Regions from separate parts of the Mus musculus genome. Here regions 1 and 2 are each linked to region 3. The links are chromatin loops, found by intact Hi-C in ENCODE. Cell type or tissue: left cerebral cortex. All regions are shown on one strand.

What was found. Hi-C counts contacts between places; a loop is a spot of excess contacts. Peaks named below come from ENCODE experiments on the same cell type or tissue, not always from the same donor. Only the 100,000 strongest peaks of a DNase experiment are listed, where the experiment ranks them.
Region 1: a loop joins it to region 3, with 2.2 times the contacts of the local background. A loop is called at or near these places in 3 of 42 quality-filtered maps.
Region 2: it touches region 3 in a loop (2.6-fold over the local background); 3 of 42 quality-filtered maps call a loop at or near these places.

What each region holds. Positions count from the first base shown.
Region 1 is chr4:48,366,492-48,374,491 of GRCm38, forward strand. All of the region lies in intron 3 of Invs (inversin), which reads left to right. Among named protein-coding and RNA genes, the nearest start is that of Invs, 91 kb to the left of the region's middle. In left cerebral cortex, no CTCF peak of the experiment used is centred here; a DNase peak (open chromatin) is centred at 4,749.
Region 2 is chr4:48,377,052-48,385,051 of GRCm38, forward strand. Invs (inversin) reads left to right here. Exons shown (of 17, transcript NM_010569.4): 4 at 5,054-5,227. Among named protein-coding and RNA genes, the nearest start is that of Tex10, 92 kb to the right of the region's middle. In left cerebral cortex, a CTCF peak has its summit at 4,096 (motif pointing left); a DNase peak (open chromatin) is centred at 4,106.
Region 3 is chr4:47,498,916-47,506,915 of GRCm38, forward strand. No RefSeq gene overlaps it. Among named protein-coding and RNA genes, the nearest start is that of Gm42283, 8.1 kb to the left of the region's middle. In left cerebral cortex, a CTCF peak has its summit at 3,940; DNase peaks (open chromatin) are centred at 3,975 and 6,063; H3K4me3 peaks cover 399 bases; H3K27ac peaks cover 241 bases.

The DNA of each region.
Region 1 (8,000 bases), 870 kb after region 3:
GCCCTTCTGGCTTTTATAGTCTTCATTGAGAAGTCAGGTGGAATTCTAATAGATCTGGCTTTGTATGTTACTTGACCTCTTTCCCGTGAAGCTTTTACTATTCTTGATTTCCTTCTGTATGTTTTGTGTTTTGATTATTATATGTATATGGGACTTTCTTTTGTAATCCAACCTATTTTATATTCTAAAGCTTCTTGTACCTCTATATGCATTTCCCTAAGTTAGGAAAAATTTCCTTTATGATTTTTTGAAAACATTTCCTGGGCCTTTGACCTGGGTTTCCTCTCCTTCCTCTATTTCTATTATTCTTAGATTTAGATTTTTCATAGTGTCCAGATTTCCTGGATGTTTTGTGCCAGGTTTTTTTTTCCCTTAGATTCAACATTTTCTTTGACTGGGCTATCTATTTCTTCTTTTGTGTCTTCCATGCCTTAGATTCTCTCTTCCATTTCTCGTATTCTGTTAGTGAAGCTTGCTTCTGTGATTCCTATTCAAGTTCCTAAATTTTTTACTTCTACGTTTCCTTCAGTTTGTCTTTTCTTTATTGATTCTGTTTGCACTTTCAAGTCTTGAAATGCTTTATTAATTTCCTTTCACTGCTTTTATTTTTACAGATTTGTTTAAGGGACTTATACACTTTCCTCTTTTAGGACATTGAATCATATCCTTGAAGGCTAATTTAAGGTCTTTTCTTATACTTCAGCAGTGTTGGACCATTCAGAGCCTACTGTGGTAGGGCTGCTAGGCTTTAGTAGAGACATAGTGTCCTTGCTGTTACTGATTGTGTTTTTATTCTGGCATTAGGGATCTGGGTTTGGGAAGATTGTAATTTCTAGGTGCTGCTTTTTGGTCTTGTGTTTGTTGTGTGGGTTTTGTTCCTTGGTTTCTGTATTCTTCTCTGGTTCTTGGGTGAGTATGGCGGCTGTGTGTCGCCTGGTAGAGAACTCTTCTGGGATTGAGATAGGTGCAGCTATTGGATGTTCCTAGGTATTGGATGCTGACACTTAAGAATAAGGGTGGTGGTGTTGAGAGGATCCGCAGGAAGGAGGAAAGCAAGCTGTTCCACCAGAATCTGTTTAGTCTCCTAGGAATGGGGGCAGAGTATGAGGAGGAGCCATAACAGGTAGTTTTCTACAGGGTTGGGAATGAGACTGAGGGATTAAATATGGAGAGGAGAGAGAATAGAGATCTGAAGGTTGCTCATCTACTTAGCTGGCTTACTGTCTTCTCTGTCAGGCTTGGCTGGCAGGTTCCAAGAGAAAGCCTGCTGGAGTTAGGAGCTGTGTCTAGGATGAGTGAGTGAGGAGGAAGATTAGAGAAGAAGATCTGTGTGACCCACTGGACATGAGGGCAGAGAGGAAGCTACAGCAGGCAGTCTGCTGCAGAGATGGAGTGAGAGGAGGAAGCAGTAGAGATCAAGTTAGGCAACCTGCATCCATGAGAGGAGTAGCCTGCAGATTCTCATGGAATGCCTGCTGGAGTTGGGGACTGGGATAAAGTAGTAATGGGGAAGGGACGTTTGGAGGGAAGATCTGTGTGATCCACTGGAGATTCAGACAGAGCGAGAAGGGGGCTGTAGCAGGGGGTTTGCTGCAGAGCAGGGGATGAGACTGGGAGACTGGATTTGGAGGAGCTGAGGGAGAAGTAAAGACTGAAATTAGCCTTCCTTCTTCCCTCATGGCAGAATTGTTGATAGACAAGGGACACAGGAAGCTGAAGACAGAAAAGGCAAGCAGGAGTTGATGATGTGGAGTGCTGGGTAGCAAGTTTATAGAGTTTTTCTTTCAGGCTTCTCAAGAAGTATTGACTTGAGAGTGGGTCTCAGCCAGATCATTTCACACTCAGAGGCATGCCGCTGATGTCCTAGCATTCTCCTCCCGCATGACAAATGAGGTTTGTTAGGATAGAAAGCACACCCAGCTTACTTTCTGTGGCAATGTGATTGATTCTAAGAGGACTCAAGGGCCATGCTTCCCAGCTTCTTTAAGACTTAGTGTGTGTGGTGGCTTGGGGAGCTTGCTCATTGGGTAGGAGTACTGGCTGTGAAAGCATGAGGACCCAAGTTTGAATTCCCAAAACCCATGTTAGAAAAGAAAACAAACTGGCACAGAGGTGTGCCTGTAACCCCAGTGTTTGTGGGGTGGAGGAGGGGAAGTTAAGTGAGAGACCCTGTTTGAAGGCAGAGAGCAATTTTGGAAGAAACTTAATGTCCTGACCTGCAATTGCCCCTGCAGGTCTCATGTACCCACACACTCATATGCTTGCAAGATACATGCATGCATACATACATACATACATACATACATACTACATACATACATACAAACAACCAAAATGCTTAAATTTTTGTTTCTCTTTCTTAATAATAATGCAATCTTTATTTTCCCTAACCCCAGGGTCATAGTTTTTTTAATTCTGTATCTTTCTTCCTGGTGTAATTAGAATTCATCCTAACATACCAATATTCAACCTTTAGGGGAACTAGAATTCCCTAATTTCTGAGGGAAATTAAATGAGTGTCCACATTAATGATTTTAAGTTTTCATTCTAACTCTGCCTAGTCTCCACTCACAGTCCTTACAAATCCACTCTTCTCATTATTGAAAGTAGCTTAATGAATATCCTTTAAGATGCAGCTCACAGGAGCCCCTCCTAAGAGCTATTGCTATTGTTTCCCTTATCCCTGTCAGGGGACACAGACCATTATATTATGGTAGTGAATAACATGTGCATGTGGCCAAATCCTATGCCTATATGAAGGACAGTGTAGGAATTACTGTTCCATATATTAAGCACATAACAAGAGGTCTGATATACATATCTTGTTGATGTTCTGAAGCCAACATTTAAAAAAAAAAAACAGTCATCCAATCAGTAGTAGTAGTAGTAGTCGTCCAGTGGACCAATGAACCCAACTGACAGCTCTCAAAAGAAAAACAAATGGAGGGTTGAGGTCAGTGGTTAAGAGATCAAACTGCTTTCATAGAAGACCAGAGTTTGGTTCCCAGTGTCTACCGCTGACAGCTTTCAACTGCCTGTAGCTGCAGGAATCCAACACCTTCTTCTGGCCTCTGTGAATTGTACTCGCATACACACATCCACACACAAGACACACATGTATATGCTTATTTAAAAATGAAATCTTTAAATATATATCTATACAAGTGGCCAATAAATCCTTTAAAACTGTTCAGCATCTTTATCCATTAGAGAAATGCAAATTAAAACTGCTTTGAATTTCATCTCACCTCAATCAGGATGACTATCATCAAAAAGCAAAACAAGCCAGCAATAATAAAATGCTAGTAGAAATATGAGGAAAAAAGTAGCCTTTATTTATTGGTGGAAATGAATCCATTATAAAAATCTGTATAGCAATCTCTCAAAAACCTCAAAGCAGGGGCTATAGAGATTGTTCAGCAATTAAAGGATGCTTGGTGCTTTTCTAGAGGACCACAGTTAGTCCTCAGACCCCACAACTGCCTGTTAGCTGTAACTTGAGGGGATCCAGTGCCCTCTTAGACCCGACTTCACAGGCACATACACACATGTGGCATACATACATACACATACTCATAAATAAATAATAAAATAACTCTTTTTTTAAAACTGAAAATAGAAATACCATATGGCCCAGCTATACTTGGGGATGTATCCAAATGACTCTAGTTAACTTCCTCCAGAGATAGTTGTATATTCATATCTGTTGCTGGTTATTCACAATAGCCAGAAAGTGGAATCAGCCTAGATGTCCTTCAACAGACGAATGGATAAAGGTAATATGGTCCATACACACATGGAACTAGATGCAACTATAAAGAAAACTGAAATCTTGGCCCTTATAGGAAAATGGATGTAACTTAAGATCATTAAATTAATCAGAACAGGTCAAACTCAGAAAGACAGATACTTAGTTTTCAGAGAGAGAGAGAGAGAGAGAGAGAGAGAGAGAGAGAGAGAGAGAGAGAGAATGTATGGTATGAAACTAGAAAGGGGATTGTGAAAGGAGAAGAGATCTCAAGGGCGGTGGGAAATGCAGAGGGTGACAGAATACATGTAATAAGACAGCAAGCTGAGGCTGCATGGGAGAAGAAAGGAATCTAGCTGGAGATGGCATGGGAGGGAAGCTAGGGACCAGAGGAGGGGAAGGAATGGGAACAAAGTATAACAACATAACTATAAAATGTCATGATAATCTAACTATAAAACTAATTTTAAAAGGCCGTGCCATTTGAAAGAATCATCCTAAATGAATGAGCAACAAGCACAAGCAGAATAGAATTGCCCTCATGAAAATAATCATCACATCTTTTGCACTGGTCTTTTTTTAGCACTTTTGCATTTTTTTTTATTTTTGTTAGTTTCCTATAGATAAATTCCTATCTGCTGAGGAGACTTAATAATCTAAATAAAATAAGCTATCATAGTCCAGAAAGACACCGGAAAAGCCTGGTGTTGGGGAAGAAGTCTTGGAATAAAGAGTCTTCCCATAGTTTACTTTCATAGAGAAGAAGAGCATATTTTTTTCCAGTAACATTTTTTTTCTTATGCTGTTTGACTATGTGGCACTTGATAGCTCTGTCTATTCCTATGGAAACCAAGTTAGTAGATGGAGCCAAGGCTTGGAGGAGGCATTGGGGAGAAATATTAGCAGAGTTCAGCCATGGAGCAGCTAAAGATGTTGCTTTTCCTTCAGTCAAATCCTCTTTGAGAGCCAGAATCTGCTTCAATCCGGAGAGATGTTCTTGGCTGATGTATAGTCTGGCTGCTCTGCCAGATGGATGAGCATCTTAAACTTGGAAAATAGCAAATAAAGCTCAGAGTCTGCCTTTGAAACATCCTCCTTAGCCTTTGCTTGGAATTGTCAAGTAACTTTTTAAAATGTTTCCAAAGATGTGCTCAGGATGGCAGGCTACTGATACACTTACCATCACAGGCAATTAAAACGCTTTGTCATAAAGCACAGTATTTGAAGTTGACCATCAGAAGTTTAAGGGAGGAGAGACTGTCTGCCACTGGGAAAAATAATGCAGATTCGATTTTGTTTCTAGAGCTCAGTAAATTCTTATCTCTCAGTAATTTGATTTTGATAACTATTTGCTTTCCTGTCCTATAAAAATTCACTCTAAAGACTAAAAAAAAAACCAAAACAAAACAAAACAAAATGTAAGCAGACACTTAAATCATATAAGACAGGGAGATAGTCCCAAGACAGAAGCATTTATAGTCTCTGTTTTTTATGTGGGTAATAATCTCCTGTTCTAGGTTAAAAACATATTGGCTTTCATTACACAGAACCATTTATGTATACACAGAAAGTATGTTTTTATTTCAAGTAGGATGTAATGGTTCAAAGCTCCAGTTTATGTGCTTTCATTTAAAAATAATAATTGAATACTGTAGATACTCAGTAAGTGGGTTTTCTGTTCCTTATCGTGTCATTTTAGAATCTTTTTAGTCATAACATTAACTTCTTACCCTGTACTCTACTATAATAATACTGAATTGTAGGTGGGTCTCAGATTTGACTTTGCCCATAGGCAAGCTAAGAAGTTGGTCTGTTAATATTGCATGGATGCTTAAAATAAACATTAGACTCTAGAGCATAGACAAAGGAGTTTATTTCTCAGAACGCAGTAGAAAGCCTGAGCTTCTACATGTTTGCAACGGTTTCCTTTGCTCCTAAGGAACCCAGGAGAGCTGGAGAACCAGGTGGGTGCTGTGCACACTGAGCTCCTATCACAGCTAAACAGCACTGAGCTTTGGGAGTTCTCCATTTTATTTTAACCAGTATGAAGGCATAATCTCATCCCACTAGCTGGTTTTTTCCAAACACGACCCTGGAAAGTTGCTTAAGTAAAGAGTGGTCAGCGCTGCTATATCTGACAGCATCCTAGACTAAGTCAATTATGAATAAGTACCACAGGAGACAGCAGGTCATACTTCAAACATCTAGAATATAATATCCAAGACCAGTTTATCATTGGTCATAGCCTACACAGGGGAACTTAATGTTGAACTTTGTTGTCACGGCTCCCAAAACCAATGAAGGAATCTGCCCTGGCCTACGTACAGACATAGAAGGCACAAGTCAGCCCCACAGGCAGCTGCAGCGTCGGTTGTCACATGTGACATGCTCTAAGGCTGTCACATGTTACATGCTCTAAGGCTTCTCATGTTCATATGCTCTTGGGGAGCATGTGGATAGATATGTTCATTAGATTAAAATAAATCGTGCCTGTCCCTGTACTTCTGTGCGTGTAAATGGATTCATGTTTGGATATTGTCGTTGACATCAATCATATAGAAGAACAGGAACTACAAACATGAATAGAAATGTTTCTTTGTACACAGGTGGAAATGGCAAACTCTCCAGTGGGTCATCCTAGCCTCCACGTCTCTGTGATTCATATGCAAGCCGTCTTCATTTTGTTAGAATCCAGATCCAAAAGGTAGACTACAAGTTCTGTTCTCCTGTTCCTGTATCTTACAAAGTCTGAGCTCCTTTGCCAAGTCCTGAAGTGGTTGCCTTCCCTCTTCAGCCACAAAACTAGGGAGTCCTATCTTTTTCTAAAAATACTATATACTTGTGTGCTTAACCGTCACAGTGCAGCCAACTCTTGCAAGTTATCCCTTGTCTTCCACACCTATGCTGTGGCAAGCCAGAAGACATCTTGAAAAAGTTGGGTTCCTTCTCCCATCATGTGGGTTCCAGGAATTGAACTCAGGTCCTCAAGCTTGAAAGCAAGTGCTTTTAGCCCACTGAGCCATCCCAACAGCGCAGGAGTTTCATCTTAATAGCTGTTCCCTTCACTTTCTTTCTAATTACCCCTACACGTGCCTTCTATCTAGAAAGATGTATGTATATGGAACAAATATACAGAGACAATTTAGGCTACTGTTGGAGGACCAGTGTGCAAGGCACTCAATTCTGTGGTCATAGTTTTTTATTTATTTATTTTTATCTAGAATCATATCACTTGGGCAAATTAATCCAGATTAATGAACCAAAATACATTTTGAATCTCTAATCCCTGTTTTGGCAAAGGTACCACCAAAGGATTTGTCCGTCAAAGCCAGCCTGAAATGGTTGTTGGGGAGATAAAAAAGCTTCTTAATTAGTAATGGACAGAATAGAACAAGTTTTTAAAATAGGTGTATATAATGCCAACATATTGTTTTTAATCACATCCCCCATGAAAGGAACTCTCTAGGGAAGGGCACACTCAGTAGCCAAATTGACTTATTTGGATTATAGAACAGAAGCAACTAGGAGATAAATCTAGAAGTATTTTTTAATTGATTTTCAAGTATCACAGCTCTCAGTAATCCCAGATAGCTGAGGATGGTGTCGGAAAGGAAGTGTCAATCAAATGCCCCCTAACTACTGGTCCATTGCTGGGTAGCCTTCCAGAAAATGGTACACTATGGGCAGACCATGGGTGGCCTCAAAACCCAAAAACATGAAACAGTTTAGAATCAATGACCTCTGATGGTTGGAGTCGAACAAGTTCCTGAAACAGCAATATTGTGTCGTGAAATGGTTCTACAGTGGCAAGGTGGAAGATGGGTCCAAGAGCAGGTTTCAGAAGTCCTGCCAAGAATATGGAGATGCAGTGTTCCATTAACTTGGTCTTCTGTACCATAAGAGAAGCAGGCCAACTTGAAAAGAAACAGGTACAACTCCCATTTACAGTGATATCTTCTACATCAAAAGCATGCATTTTACTTTGTGTCCAGTCTACAAGGATAGATTCCTCCCCATATCTAGTACAATGACAGATCCAAATAGAAAAAGACTAATGACCAAGGCAATCTAAACTTGTTCATCAGGTTGATTCCTGTTGTTCTTATCAGAGTGTTCTTAACAGTGTGTCCTTATTTGACACACTATCTGATTGGCAGCCATGATGTGTTCCCATGGTTTGCAGCACCAGAGGGGAGTGTATTTAATCTAACATCTATAGTCTTCCTCATGACAGATCTTATCACTAAAGTGT
Region 2 (8,000 bases), 880 kb after region 3:
CAAAGTCCAACGTATTAAAGCTGCCTTGCTTCAGCTGAGAAGAAGGAAAATGGCCTAAGTCCTCAGTAGCCTGATAAAGGGGCTATGGTGGCCTCATGGATGGACACATGAGTGAAGATCCCCAGTGCTGTGAGAAGTTCGTGATAAAAACACTTACTGCAACCAGACGGAAGTCATAAAGAATGTGATTCTAGCCACATCTTGCTCAAGAAAAGACTCTTTTCCCACTGAGTGATTAAAAAGCTTTTGTATTTTTGTTGAAGCAAAGAGATACAGTTAGAGGTTCCGGGTATCCTCAGATTGCTCTACAGCTCTAGAGAATGCTGCTTGGAGAACTGACAAAAAAACAAGGACAACCTCAGGGCCAGAAAGCTGCCATTAGCTGAGTGACTGTCACTGTGGTATCCCTAATGTCATAGGAGACAAGGCTTCAAGAGAATGCTGTCAGGTGGGTTCTTAGACTTCACAAAGAGCTATGTGGAAACAAACCGAAGGGTATATGGAGGGAAAAATAAAACTGTAACAAAGAGGCTTTCCTTAAAATCAACTTGAAACCTAGGAACTGTACATGGATTACATGGAATCCCAGCACTTGGGAAGCTGAGACAACAGGATAACCACACATGCAAGACCAACCTGTTCTATATAGTGAGTTTCAAGCCAACCAGGATTAAACAGCAAAGACTCTGTCTCCATAGTAATAGCAGCAATCTACTTATAAAAAAATACCAAAATATATGAAGAAACTGAATGTTGAAGAAAAGTTAATACCATTTGGTTCACAACTGAAAGGGAGAACGATTCCTCAATACATTAATTGCCAATAGTTCAGTAGGGAGGACCAGGGCCAGGAGGCCTTCCCTGATTCATGACTATTGGCAGGCCTCCTGCAGCCTACCACAGCTACTATGAGATTGTTTACAATAACTATGTCATGCATGAAGATAGTGTTTCCCAGCCCTTCTTCCTGTCTTCTGGCTCTTATATTTTTCCTGCTGTCCCTTCTTCAATAGTCACTGGGCCTTAGATAGGTTCTATAAATGTCCTATTTAGGGCTAAGTACTCAAACATCATTTATTTTAAACATCTTTAACTTTCATGAGTCTCTGCATTTATCACAGTTCACTGCAAAGAAAACCTTCTGTGGTTAAGGTTGAGAGTATTGTTTGCCTGTAGGTACACACATTAATATTTAGCCTTCGGTTTGGTACCATGATATTTCCAAACCAGTGGTTACACAGATGATCCAGTGGTTAAAATCATTATGTCACAAAACAAAATGGCATGAATATGGGAAGGAGACCAGTGGGAAGGAGTGAGGATTGACAGAGAGATAAGAGGAGAGATGATAGAGAGTAAACAGAATGTATTAAATATGTATGTGAAATTGTCAAAGAACAAACTGAATCAATAAGAGGGGATAAATAAAAAAGTGCAAGGGAAGATAATATCATTGTGAATATTAGCTCATTCGTAGCGAAAGATCCCAAGGAAAGCAAAAAGATGAGTATCCATAGTCTGTACAAATATTCCAGGATGAAGTACAAATAGCCACGTTTCCAAATTAGCAAAGAACTCGAAAGGCTATCAACAAAAGAAGAAACAAATAGCCAACAAAATAGTCCATCTCAGCTAGGGAAGTGCAGATTAAATTTATGATAAAAATAGCACTGCATACCAATTAGATTGGCCAAAGTCAACACATTGACAAAACCAAGTGGGACAAAATTGTAGAGAAACAAGAATTTTCATGTTTCTGTTGGGAATGCAAATTGAAACTGCTTTTGAAAGAGCCCAGAAATTCTTGTACAATTACCAGAAAGTATGTACAAAACAATTCATTATAGCACCGATTGTGAAAAGTGAGAAATGTACTATTTCTCTAGAGGGAATAAATACACATCCTGATAACAGAAGGCTTCTCTGGTGAAGAGATAATGAACCAGAGTGTGGTGGTTTGAGTGAAAATGGCCCCATAGACCCATAGGGAGTGGTGTAATTAGGAGGTGTGAACTTGTTAGAGGCCTGGCCTTGTTGGAGGAAGTGTGTCACTGGGGGAGGGATTTGGAGTTTCAGATGCTCAAGCCAGACCCACTGTCACTCTCTTTCTGCTGCCTGTTGATTCAGATGGAGAATTCTCTACTTTTCAAGCACCATGTCTGTCTGCATGCCAGTTCTGAAAATTCTGTCCCTTCTGCTTCTTTGTAAAGATTGAGTCAGCATATAATTGTATGAAAGTAACTTTTATTCATCTGTTGTGATTGTCATCTCTGAAGCTTACTGCCTCAATCTGCTAACCTAGGCCTAGTCCTGGAAGCTTCCAGCCTCCGTACAATCTAACCTGGGCATAGAATGTTTCCAGCCTCTGAGACTTAGAGCTGAATAAGCTCTTTCTGAGCTCTGGCTGGCTGGTTCAACTCCCTTGCTCTGGCTCAAACTCCTCTCCAAGCTGACTGATTCGATCTGGCTTCTCTCTCAGCATCTGACTTCATTGACCTCAAACTAACTCTGGCAAGTTGGCTCCTTCTATCTTCACCTGTGTCTAGCTTGTTCTCTCTTTCTGCAACCTGTCTCTCTATAACTGTCCCGGTAAAACACCTCCTTCTCCCTCTCTGTGCTGCTCTACTTGCCCTCTCAGCTCTACTGCACTGCTCTCCACAAACTCTACTGTATCCTGCACTGTACTCTCTTCCTCCTGTGCTGTCTGCCTCTCCCTTAAGTAGCTTCCCTTTCCTCTCTCTTCTTGTGAGAGTTGGGCAGATCCTATTCTGTCAGATTTTTCTGATTCATCACTTTTTTCTGCCAGTCAGTTAGACATCACTTTCAAACATGGGTGCTTCCTTCTACAAGCTAACTTTACCTTCATCGTTTAAGATTAAATGTGTGCTAAGGGTGAGCCACACCACAACAAGAAACATGTTTTAACAATAAACAACACAATCTTGGAGGGTCACAGTGTTATCAAATATCCTGCAACATAATCAGTATTTCCCAAATGCTTGCTCATGAGACCCAGGAGGTTGATGTTGGCCAAGTGAATTATTTTGTGTCTGGCCCCAGCTGTCATACATAATACCTCATAGGTCTCTGTCTTTCAGTCCTGAAGAAGTTCATCTGTTCATATGGCTGACTCCTCCTCAGAGTACCAGTCAAATTCCTGTTAGCCTTGTGTTATAAACTGTGGGCAGAGCATAGACATGGTCTTCAGTGTAAGAAAATCAGAGAAGCCATTATCTCTATCATTCTAACTATCTATATTCTCGGATCTCTTCCTAACCACTGGCTGTACTATAGATGATGACGGTCAAGCCTTTCTACCTGCCACCCTTCATCACCAGCTCTTCTTCCATCCACCTACCATCTACACTGTCTTGCTGGCCAAGCTGGTCTTGGTGAGATCCAGGTCTGATGAGAAACCCAATATCCAGGAAACTGTTCATAATCCTAGGAAACATTTGCTAGGCATCCACTCGGTGTGTTCTTCAATTATTTTTCAAATATTATCTGCCTCATTTTACATGTGTAAGTATTCTAGGCATTGTTGTTGCCTCTGTTTTACACGTGAGATGCAGAAGGGTACTTTAGTCTGTAGATATTTTCCACCATACTTTAGTGTAGCACAAAGATGAAATGTATGTCAAAAGCTTTGTTCTAATTGCCTGCTTCATAACATGGCTTAGCCAATGTTTGCTGAGTGAACGGAGGAGCAGCTATTACTGGTTCATACCGCATTGGTAGGGAAGCTTGAGACCCAAGAATAACAGGAAGCATGGATGTGCCAGGCGCATTGTCTGTGCCCATTGGTCACCACTGTCAACTGTGTGACTTTCCTTCTCCTTTCTGTTTTCTGATTCCACAACCAAAATGACTGTCTGATTGAATATCTCTAAAAGGTCATAATGAATAATTCTGTAATATTTGAAATGCTATGCTCAGAAAGGTCAAACCTTATTTTTTTATTTTGGTATGAAGTGTCATACAGATTTTTTTTTCCTAACAGCACTTTTTTTTTCTGTGTAAGGAAAGATGTCAGGAAATTTAGAGCAGGGAGCCCTCTTGAGGAAATTTATAACCTGGTGCTCTCTCAAGGAAGCTTAGAGCAGGGCGCCCTCTTGAGGAAACTTTCGTGTCTTTCTTCTCAGAGCTTACAGTAAAACTGAAGCCAGACAAGGCTTGTGTGCTGTTAAAATAGCTAAAATCAATGAAACTTTTAAAAGCAAGAAGAGCCAAATGCCAGTTATCTGAGAATTAAGACTCTTCACTGATCTGACCTCACATGACAACTGTGAATCAGAATATTTAAGTGCAAACAAAAATGCAGGAGCTCTTTCATTTCTTCATGCTCAGTCTATCATATAATCTATTTGCATTTACTAAGCACGTAGTCTGTATTAGAAATTATACTGGGTACAGTAGCCAATGAAACATGGCTGTGCTTCCTGAAACATACAGTCTGTAGGGAAACAGCAGTGAGAAGAATCACATAGTGTATGTTACAGTATTTGAATGTACCCTGTTTTGACAACCAATAAATAAATACCCTACATATTGATGGTAGAGGACAGTAACTTAAAAAAAAAATACACACAAGCCATAAAATGTACAAACCTAACCCTCAAATGTGCCTGCTGGTTATTTGGTTTTTATGATAAAAGAGAAAAGCTGAGTACAAAATGACGTATATTGAAGCATTTTCTATGATAAATATTTGTGATTGAAAGTTTTTGTGTCTGCATATCCAGTAATAATAGACTAACATTTTAAACACCTAGCAATAATAGTCTGGATATAAAAAACATGTTACTTAACCCAATAAATATTGGCCAGCCACTGTGTAAGTTATATGTGTGTTCATAAGTGATCAAAAGAAACAGGAAAACAAAAAGCAATCACTGTCTTAGTATAGGTATGTTCATTTTTCCTTTTATTAACTTTTCTGCATGGTATACTCTATGAAAGTAGTTTAAATCCTGAAAACATATAAAATGTATTTACTCAGTGGCCACAGGGTAGTAAATTCTTCTCATCCTCTCTTTTTCCTTTTTTCACCTAGGGAAATTATCGCTTTATGAAACTCTTACTTACTCGAAGAGCAAACTGGATGCAGAAGGATCTAGAAGAGATGACACCTTTGCACCTGAGCACTCGGCACAGGAGCCCCAAGTGTCTAGCTCTTCTGCTGAAGTTTATGGCCCCTGGGGAGGTGGATACACAGGACAAAAACAAGGTGATGGGCAGTAAGGGTCAAAGACAGATGAAAAAAGAAAGGGACACTTTGTTTTGTCAAGCCGCAGGCATTGTCACCATCCCTGTGGGAGGGCAATTCCACATATCCCGACGTCCCAGAGAGTATTTTCTAAAAGTCTGCCATTACCCTGCTAGCAATCCTGTGATCGGTAGTATCATCTCCTTTGGTTGGTGGGGAATCTGACCAGCAAGAGGATTAAAGCTTGCCCGAGATCCAAGTGGCAAAACAATAATCCAAACCCTGTCCTGCTTAACTGTAGAAGTCAACATTTGTCGTTGGTGAGAGACTCAACAGTCCCTGTGGGCACCTGGACTCATGATGACTATCTGCCTGTGCAGTATACTAAGTGTGTGGGCACCTGACTTCACAGTGGCTGGCTGTCCATGCAACGCACTAAGCATCACCCGGACTCACAGTGCCATCGCCTGCACAGTGCACTAAGCAGGCAATGACTTTAATGGTTGGGCTGTCAGCAGTAGTCTCCTTGGATTCCAATCCAAAAGCCACTGCTTACTCAGTATGTGTTCTTGGGGGAATTACTCAATTCATTTATGTCATAATTTTGGAATACATGAAAAGGATAACTGAAGGTAAAATGAGGTAATGCAAGATCCCTAACACAGTATCTCAAACAGGACACACTCCATAAATGTTAGCCATGGAACAACTATTAATTGCACTTCAGTTCTGACATCTGCCCTCTCAATTCTTGCTAGAATTTTTTTTAACTTTCCTTGCTCTTAAATTTTAACAGATTGCTTGCACAGCTCATAGTTTTGTTGATCTTTCTTTATAGAAAGAAAAATGTGGTCACTTGTTGGAATCAAGCAGTAATCCTTTTCTTTCCACTGTAGATGAACCATAGTCTTGTTAGTACCAATAATCCCATGAAGTTAAAATCCATATGATAATTATATTTACTGCTTATGGTTTTTCAAAGATTTCCTAAATGTGTGTGTGTGTGTGTGTGTGTGTGTGTGTGTGTGTGTGTGTGTGCATGCATGTGCTGTGTTTGTGTATGCACTAGTGCATCCTCACACACACATAGTACCTACATGAGTTTCTGTGCACCATGTGAATGCAGGTACATGTGGAGGCCAGAGAGTGTCAGATGCTCTAGAAATGGATTACAGGTCATTGTGACCCACCTGATGTGGGTGCCGGGAACTGGCCTGCTCTTCTGCAATGGGAGCAGGCACTCCTCACTGCTGAGCCACCTCTCCAACCCTTCTCTGTTTTGTATGGTTGGTTGGTTAGTTGGTTTGGTTTTACTTCAGACGGTTCTTGTATTTTTCAAATTTTCTTTAGTTTGCAGTCAGAAAATCAACTTTTGCTTTGCAACCATGCATTAATATTTTCCTATTCAGAGCATCTGAGTGCTGGTGTTTCTCTAAATGATCAGTTTTACTTTATGCATATTGTACCACAGCAAAAATAAGTAGAAAAATAAAAAAGATGTAAAAAATATAAGTACAAGGAGCTGGAGAGATGGCTCAGTGGTTAAGAGCACTGACTGCTCTTCTGAAGGTCCTGAGTTCAAATCCCAGCAACCACATGGTGGCTCCCAACCATCTGTAATGAGATCTGACGCCCTCTTCTGGTGCATCTGAAGACAACTACAGTGTACTTAGATATAATAATAAATAAATCTTTAAAATATACATATATATATATGTACAAACAGCTAAGCTCATATTATATGTGAGTAAATAGACCCTGACTAACCATAACCTAGTGAAAGGGAGGAAGTTAAGACTCTGTCTATGTTTATTAAGAAGGTGGTTATGATCAATTAATGATTGCTATTAAGTAGCGATTTTTTTTCTGTTATCTTCGGTCATTAATAAGAATAGCAATGGGTTAGGGCTAAAGAGATGGCTCAGCAGTTATGCAGAAGGCCAGCTTCTGTTCCAGGCACTCACACAAGGCCGCTGACAGCAGCGGTCACTCAAGCTCCAGGAGACCCAGCACTCTCCTCTGCCCTCCTGAAGTTCACCAAGCACACAAAGTAAACAAAAATAAAATGAATCTTTTAGAAAATAATGCATTAATAATGACTTCATAATATAATAAATACCTGTAGGTGCACTTTGAATGAATACCACAATGTTAGTCTTTCAAATTTAGGACAGATGAGCTTGGTTCCTGTCAGTAAATTGTCCAATTTTAGACTGGGTGCTGAATGACAGTGAGTGTCTAATGTGTATCTAAGCATCTCCTAGTTTTGTCCGTGGTGATCTCTCTGTAAGAGGCATGTTCATGGCAGTGGCAAAAGTGGCAGCAACTTTACTGCGTTCAGAATTACCCCTTCAAACTTTTACTTCAGATAAAATGCAGGTTTAGTTTTAAAAGTATCCATCAGTAGCTAGATTTAGCTATTAGTATGTAAACTTATTCTTAAATTTAAATTTGATATGCTAAAGGATTCTAGGTCTATGTGTTGCCTGTAGCATATTTCCCTTCTGGTTAACATCAAAATTTAAATCTTTCTGTCAAATTCTAAGATTCTAATTCAAATCTTAGTGCTCCTCAGAGGCATATAACATCAGGAGCGTTGGTTACCTTGCTGGTGATTATTTGTAAGTCACCATTCCTCGCCCTGTTATGTGCAGCACTTGATGACCAAGACCCGTGGTCAGGAGGTCAGCCTCTGGCGTCACATAAAATCTCAGTGCAGCCACACACTGCTAACTTCTATCACATGCAGATTAAGGAATCCTAATCTCCCAGCGATCCGTGCCTGTCACATAGA
Region 3 (8,000 bases):
AGCACAAGCCAACCTCCAGTGCGGGAACCTGTAAGGACACCCCACCCCAACCCATCTCTAAAGACTAACAGTGGGGTCCCTCACACTCGTCCATGGAGAGGTCTGTGGACAAGGGAGGGTGCTGGGCAGTGAGGAACTTCCAGGCAGTGCTTGTCCCCGAGTGAAAGTCAGGCAGGATCGTGTCCTGGCACTGGGACTAGCTGGGATTACCTTCACAGTCCAGACATGATTTATTTCCCACAGACCTCGGGATTGTCCGCAGAGATTCCAGAAGCTTCATGTGAGCATGAGTATCCATTATGCGGGGGCTGCCTGCCAAGAGGCTGGACTTTTTGCCTGCCACCACCACCTGCTGATTGTGAGCTTGCTGGCTACCTGGGGTCCGCATAGCATCCCAGGCACGTGGACGGCTTGGCCAGAAGCTGGTGCACTCTGATTCCAGTGCTTGGGTGAGAACCTCCACCCTGGCGCCACTGACATGGCCGTCAGGGGCCACCTTCCTGTGCCAGAGCCTTCCTGGAATAATGCTGCCCTGCCCAGGACTGGCATATGCACAGGCAGCCACCGCTCTCATAAATCTACCCCACGCCTGGCCTTGAATGCCTCCTTCTGGGCCACAAGGACAGTCAGATGAGCCGGTCTCTGTGTTGTCCCTGCTCTTCTCAGAGAGCCACTGTTCTTTTTATTGCTATGGCTTTATTGAGATGTAGTTCACATACCATGAATCACTAAGACATGGTTTAAATTGGACAACACAATGGTTTTCTGTCTTTCATCGGGTGTGCCAGCCATAAACACACTCTGAGAGAGTCTGTACTCTGGCCACCAAGTCCAAGTTCTTCCTGCCTCACCCCCAGCCTCGGGCTACCAACTATTTCTAGGTAGATAGATTTTGGGTCTTTCATAGGTAGGTTCTTGTGGTGTTCGCATCTACTTTTTACTGAGCGTGTTTCTAAGGTTCATGTTGTAGCATGTGTTGGTTGGTGTTTTACCCCCCCCCCCAGCTTATGACAGTAGTGCACCTCACAGACTGCTCCATGCGTCCACTGATGGACAGTGGGTTCTTACTGATTCCAGGCTGTCTGAACAAAGCTGTTATAGGTATCTGTGGGTGTTCCCCACTTTTGAGACAGGATCTCCTCTGTCCGAGGCTGGCCTCAAATGCATACTAGAGAATGATCTCTCACTCCTGACCCTCCTGTTACCACCCCTTGCTGGGTGCTGGGGTCACAGGTGTGAGCCATTACATCCAGTTCATGTGGTGCTGGGGACTGAACCCAGGGCTTCATTCATGTTTAGGCAAAGCCGCAGACCCCTCCTAACTTACTCTGCTCTTCTATCCACTCCCATGCACTGCTTGTCTGGCCACAATGAGGCCCCCTCTACCCCAACACAGTCCACATTTTCAGATCTCTACATTTCTTTTCTTCTCAGGAAGGGGGTAGTAAGAATCATACTATGTTGACATTTTTCAAACTCTAGCTTACAGTCTACTAGGGATCCATGAAATCAATTTGGGGGATTATTTTAAAGAGGCGCCCAAATAACTAAAGCAGGAGACTCTGACAGTAAGTCTGGGCTGAAGCGTGGGAGTGGAGATACATGTAGAAATGGAGGTGGCTACATTTAACTTCCCTTTCCTGCACCCATTCATCCATTCCTCCATCCCTCCATTCCTTCCGGGCGTGGTGGCCCACATCTGTAAGCCCAGCACTTGGAAAGTAGAGGATGCCCCCCTCAAGGTTAGAGGGCTATCCCGGGCTACATGAGGCTCTGGCTTAAAAGTACACCAAAAAACATAAGCAGAAAGAAAGAATGAAACTCAAACAAAAAGAGTCTCAGGACAGCTTAGGTTCTACAGTGAGACCTTGTCTCAAAATAAAACAAACACCCTAAAGCCAAAAGTCCAAACCAAATAAAACTCAATCAATCAGGTTGAGAGCAGTCCTCCTCCTAGACGCTTAACATAATCTGATAATGGAGGTAGACTTCATACTTAGCTATTTCTCCTGAGTGCTTCTGCCCTCTGTTTTGGGCCTGGATTTTATGTTTTTCACAAAGCCCTGTTGGAACATCCCTTCTTCCTGCAGTTCTCTTGGGCCACATGACTCCACGCACCGGTGCTGTGATGTGAGATCGTTTCAGCCTTGGATTACAGGGTTTTGTCTATGGTTCTTAAATGATCCTACTGTGTTCTCCCCCTGCTGGCTTCATGGGGTCACCTTTGGGGTTGTCCCTCTAGTTTGAGTGCTTCCTACAAGCAGGTCCCACCCGTGCCTTTCAAAGTGATGTTTTTTCTTTAAACTTTATCTATTATGAGTACATGTATATGTCTGTGTGCTGTGTACGCGTGCAGGTGTGTATGCACGCGACATGATGCACATATGGAAGTCAGATGAAACGGACAACCTTGTGCAGTCCTTCTCTGCTCCTTTCTGTGTGCTGTGTGGACAGACTCAGGTCAGCAGTCTTGTGCTGGGTGTCTTCATTGGCTGAATCATCTCCCTGGCCCTAGTGATCCTTTGATGTGCTTTGTTAGGGACTGGTGTGCCCTGTAGTTCTGGGAGGTCTGTGGTAGCACTTTGGATCTTCTAGGAATGAAAACGAAGCCGGCATAGCACTGCCTTTGGTTCCTCTGGCCCCATCCCCTGCGTTCAGGCTGGTGCGAGCATCCCAGCTGCTCTCTCAAGTTTCCAGGTAAAATCTAATGAATTACGCTGAAAAACAAGGCTGTGTGATTTGGATCCTGACTTCTTTGAGTGCTGATCATGACCTTGGGATTTATAAACACAGACAGCTGTCGTCCCAGATGACCTAGCAAATTGTGTTTCCCTCAAAAGCAGAGCCCAATTAGAAGCCTAAAGCACAGGGCGGTGCAGAGGACTAGATGACTTCCTGCCCAATGCAAGGTAGGAGGAGGCGGCTCACCAGGAAGCCTTTCACAGTAGCATACACAGTATGGGCGCCCAGCACACAGCAACCATCCCCACCTCCAATGGGACAAGTGCACTGGCATGAGATTTCATTCTCCTCCTCAGAAAGCCACACAACTGAAAGTGTATGAGTCATTTCTTGAATTTTCCATGTGACCTCTGTACAGGTAACTGAGAAAGAAAAACAACAACAACAACAAAAAAAAAACCAAAATTCTTCAGACAATGGGGCTACTGTAACGGTAGTTTGAGACACATGCCAATAATATTATAATATTAAAATGTCAATATTTAAAAAGTATCATCTTTAAAATCTGATTATTGGGTATTAAGTATCGACTCGGCGTTGGGCTGAGCATTTATCATTATTATTACTCCTGTTTATAGATAGATAATCTGACATGCAGAAAGGTCAGGTGCTTCGCAAGGGTCTTCTAGAAACGTGTGGAGATGGTCTGGACTGACATTAGGTCTTCTGAGGGCACAGCCTCGGGAGTGGGCTGGCCTTGCGCTTCCCTGGTTCACTGAGAATCGGGAGACATGGACTCTAGTGTGGACACTCCCAATTTGGGATTTGAATCTTCACAAGTCCCCTCCTTAAACACAAAGCTAAGCAAGACTCAGAGTCCAGCATTCCACCCCCTTAATGTACTAGAATTTTCCCTACCTCCCGATCTCTGAGACATATATTCATCCTCTGCCACTGTCAGCCAGTCTGGCCTAGGATCTTTACCCATCTTTAAGAGATGGGTGGAGTAGCTCCCCCTGTGGAACCCTCTGGGAAGGGCAACTTCAACTCCCTCCCTCCCCCCCCCCCCCCTTTCACAGATCTCTGTTGTACAGCCTTCCACAGTCTTCTGATGGACTGTGAACTTCCCAAGGGCAGACACTGGTTTCTTTACCACAGCGATGTCAGCATTTGGTAGGTGTGGGCCTGGTGTGGTCTTCTGTCCAGAAGGACTCCAGAACTGCCCTGGTGGTTATGATGCAATTTCACACTACTTCTGATAGGTGGCGCTGTGGCACATAGCAAAAAAGCCAACCTGTCTTCTACAAAATCCAGGTCCTGTGGTCTGTGGGCAGACCGCACCCATTTCATGGCGTTGGAAGATCCTTAGCCAGAAACCCTGGAGAAGTGTTTCCCTGTTCTACCCACCTTATGTGTTTTGAACAGTAGCTTCAGGCTTTTTCTTCTCATTTCTTCAGATTTAGGAAGCTGGGGCTCCTGCTTTCTTCCCTCTGTGGCAGACCATTCTCGTGTCCATAGCTGGGTTGTTGTAGGCTTAACTGTAAAACATGTGATCTGCTGGCTTTTGTCAAATGTCATTCTCACTCATGGAGAAAAGAAAAAGTACAGTTTAGGATCTCATGGCTACCTTTCCGACTCACAGGGTTCCTAGCATTTCTAATCCGCTTTGTGTCTGTTCTCATCGGCCGTGCGTTTGCTCTCTCATGGTTTCTTTCTGCTTTTCTGTAAGCACAATAGCTGGTGTTCTTGTCCTTCTGCAAAGGGGGTGGGGTGTGGCATTGGACTGCACAGTTTTGAAACTTGCTTTAGTCATTTACTGTTTGTGTGTCCTTGCACAAGGTTTTAACCTATTGGAGACTCCATCTTCATCTATAAAGTGGGGACTTGGATAGTAGCTATCTAAAGGCAAGGGTGTATCAAATAAGTCCTCAATAATGCATTTTAGAGAGGACTGAGGCTTAAGTACTGCAAAGAGTGTACAGTAGAATTTACAATTAGAGTCAACCAATTCTTTCTTTCTATCTTTCTATCTATCTTTCTATCTATCTTTCTATCTATCTATCTATCTATCTATCTATCTATCTATCTATCTATCCTACCTGAGACAGGGTCTCATTATGTAGCCATAGCTGGTCTTGAACTCACAATCATTTTGCTTTGTCCTCTTGAGTGCAGCATTACAGATGTGCACAACCACGCCTGGCTTGTGCACATTGAACCGTAACGAACTTCTTATCTTAGGTTGTGAATGTAAAAGATCAGAAGCATTGTGGAAGGGAATTTGATAGTGGGAAAGAAAGAGCCAGGACAAAGCCGATTGCTAATTTCTTGTTTATTTGGAGTGCCAAGCTGGACACAAGACTGAAGAGATTCCTGATAGCAGTGTCCATTCTATAAAAAATCGTTAACGAGGCCAGAGACGGCTCAGTCAGTAACGTGCTTGTTGTGTAAGTATGAGAATCTGAATTCAATTTCCCAGAATCCATGTAAAAAAGCTGGGTGGGCGCGGCAGCGTATGCTTGTGATCCCAGTGCTGGTAAGGCAGAGGCAGGAAGAGCCAGTTAGCCAGGGGAGCCAAATCAGCGAGCTGCAGAGACTGTCACAAAAACCAAAATGGAGCGTGATTAAGGAAGACCTTCAGTATTGAATTCTTGTATACACACAGACACAGACACAGACACACATGTACACAGTCTATGGAAATACTAAAATGGTTGAACGATGACCTGACCACATGATAGAATTTAGCTATTAAATGGATTTCTATGAATTATTAATAATGTGGGAAAGCATTATTTAAAAAAAAACATTTATTTTTGTGTTGTGGTGTGTGTGTGTGTGTGTGTGTGTGTGTGTGTGTACAGGCCAGAGGTCAATCTCAAGTGTCATTCCTCAAAAGTGTCTACCTTTATTTTTTTTGAGACAGTGCCTGCCATGGGACCTGTGGCTACCTATTCAGTTAGACTTAGTGGCCAGCAAGCCCTGGGGTGGCAGTGGTGGCAGTGGCAGTGACAGCGGTGGTGGTGTGGGATTGGGGTTCCTCCTGTTTCTGCCTCCCCACACTGATATTACAGGTGCTTGCCACCACACACATCTATTTTCAAGGCTTCTGGGGACAAAGGCAGGTTCTTATTATTGTGGGGCAAGCATTTTTATCCACGGAGCCATTGCCCCACCTCTAAGGGAATTTATTATAGCAACAATTATGGCCTTTTCTATTTTCTAATTGCCTAACCGATCCTGACATGAACTCTGTGAGGCTCTGTGACAGCCAGAAGGCAAGCTGGGGGTGGATGCCTGTGGGCTTTTTCCTTTCAGCGAGGAGTCTGATTCTGTTCTATCATCGGCTATTTTAAGGCTTTCCCATGATTCCTGCCTCGAGGCCATTCTGAAACTGTTTTGTTGATAACACCTTCCTTCTATGACTCAGTAGGTTTTTCTCTTGCCTTCCTCAAACTTTCCTTTTTCACAACAAATTCCATGACCACATCACTGCCTCCCCCATGTTACCCTGCGCCACACTCCCTTCCCATCCAAAGCAAACAGTACTCTATCCCCTCTGAAGACTGAGTCAAGATGGCTGATCTCAATCTTTTCTACATCTTTTAAGTCCAAATAAAAACTAACTGTCTGGGCAGGTTGGGGTTACACTCTCCAGAGGAAAGGATGACTAATTTGATGTAAGAGATTGGGAAATTTGACCAACTATTTTGGAATAAAAGGAGCGAGATTCCTATGGCATACCACGAAATAAATTCCAGATGGACTACAAAGTCCTAGGAAAACCCGAGGACGATATTAGTGAAGGCCCCGTCTCAGGAGGGAGCGGCTGCCTAGAGATTTATGACATGCAAAGGCTTATGTGTCTACATGAGCACAAATTGCTTCTGAATCAACCAAGCCCCAAATGAAATGGAAAACAAATAGAATACTTGTGGCCAAGATAGAGCTCCTTCAGATAGAAAGTCTTTGGACGTTAATAAGAAAATCTGAGCAAGTCATTACAAGACGAGCAGAGACAGCACATTTAGAGATAACACACGAGGTGGGCAGTTTTTGCAGCACATTGAGCAGGTAATTTATTTAAAGAACTCCTCTGATCCATAGAAAAAGGGCAAATAACTCAACATACAGCCCATCATAGGCCACGAGCAGGCAAGTCCCCAGGAGAGAAATAAGCATGGCCGACAGAGACTCAGCCTCACGGGTGACAAGGGAACACAGCTGGAATCCTCCATTTCTTCCCGATGTATCTGTCACACCTGTTACCCAAGAACTCAGCATTTGGGACAGTGAAGCAGGAGGATCAAGCGTGTGAAGCCATCCTGTCTCTGTAAGAAAAAAGAGGGGAAGAAAAATAAAATTGACAAATGAACATTCAAGAGTTAAAAGGAAACAATGGTTGTGGATGTAAAGATACACACAGCTGTGTTTTTCTCACACACACTCACACTCACACAGACAGCACACTCTCACACACACTCACATTTACACACATTCTCACACACACTCACATACTCACACACTCACACAGACAACAATTCACACACACTCACATACTCACACATACTCACACATTCACACACTCACACACTCACATTCACACTCACACACTTATACTCACAAAGAAACTGTCCATACACACTCACATATGCACTCACACACTCACATTTACATACTTACACAGACAACATATTCACACACACACTCATACATACACACTCACATACTCACACACACTCACACACAGACAACACATTCTCTCTCTCACACACACACTCTCACAGACAACATGCTCACACACACACTCTCACAAACAACATGCTCACACACATACATACTCATACTCCCACATTCACACATACACACATAGACAACACACACACACACACACACACACACACACACACATGAGAATTTGTCTATTCTCATTGGTAGGTCTTTGGAGGACACTTTGAATGTAAAATTTAAAACCCATTTGTTTCCTTTGGCCTAGAAGTTCTCCTTACGTTACTTATCCTCTGCAGCACTCACACGTGTGCATGGAGACATATGCAGGGAGTTTTCACTAGAGTAAAAACTGCTAGAATATTCACAGATGTGCGTCTCGAGGCTTTGGAAGGATTTGGAAACAACTCAGCAGTCCAGTAAGAGCAGGTTTACACAGAGATGGTATACAGCATCCTAATGGACCACTACTCAGCTTGCAAAGTGAATGAGGTAGATTTATATGCATGGGCGGGAAGAGATGTGCACTATAATAATAAAAAATAATCATGACCGAAATCATTACTTCTTGAAAGCAGCACTCAGGGTTT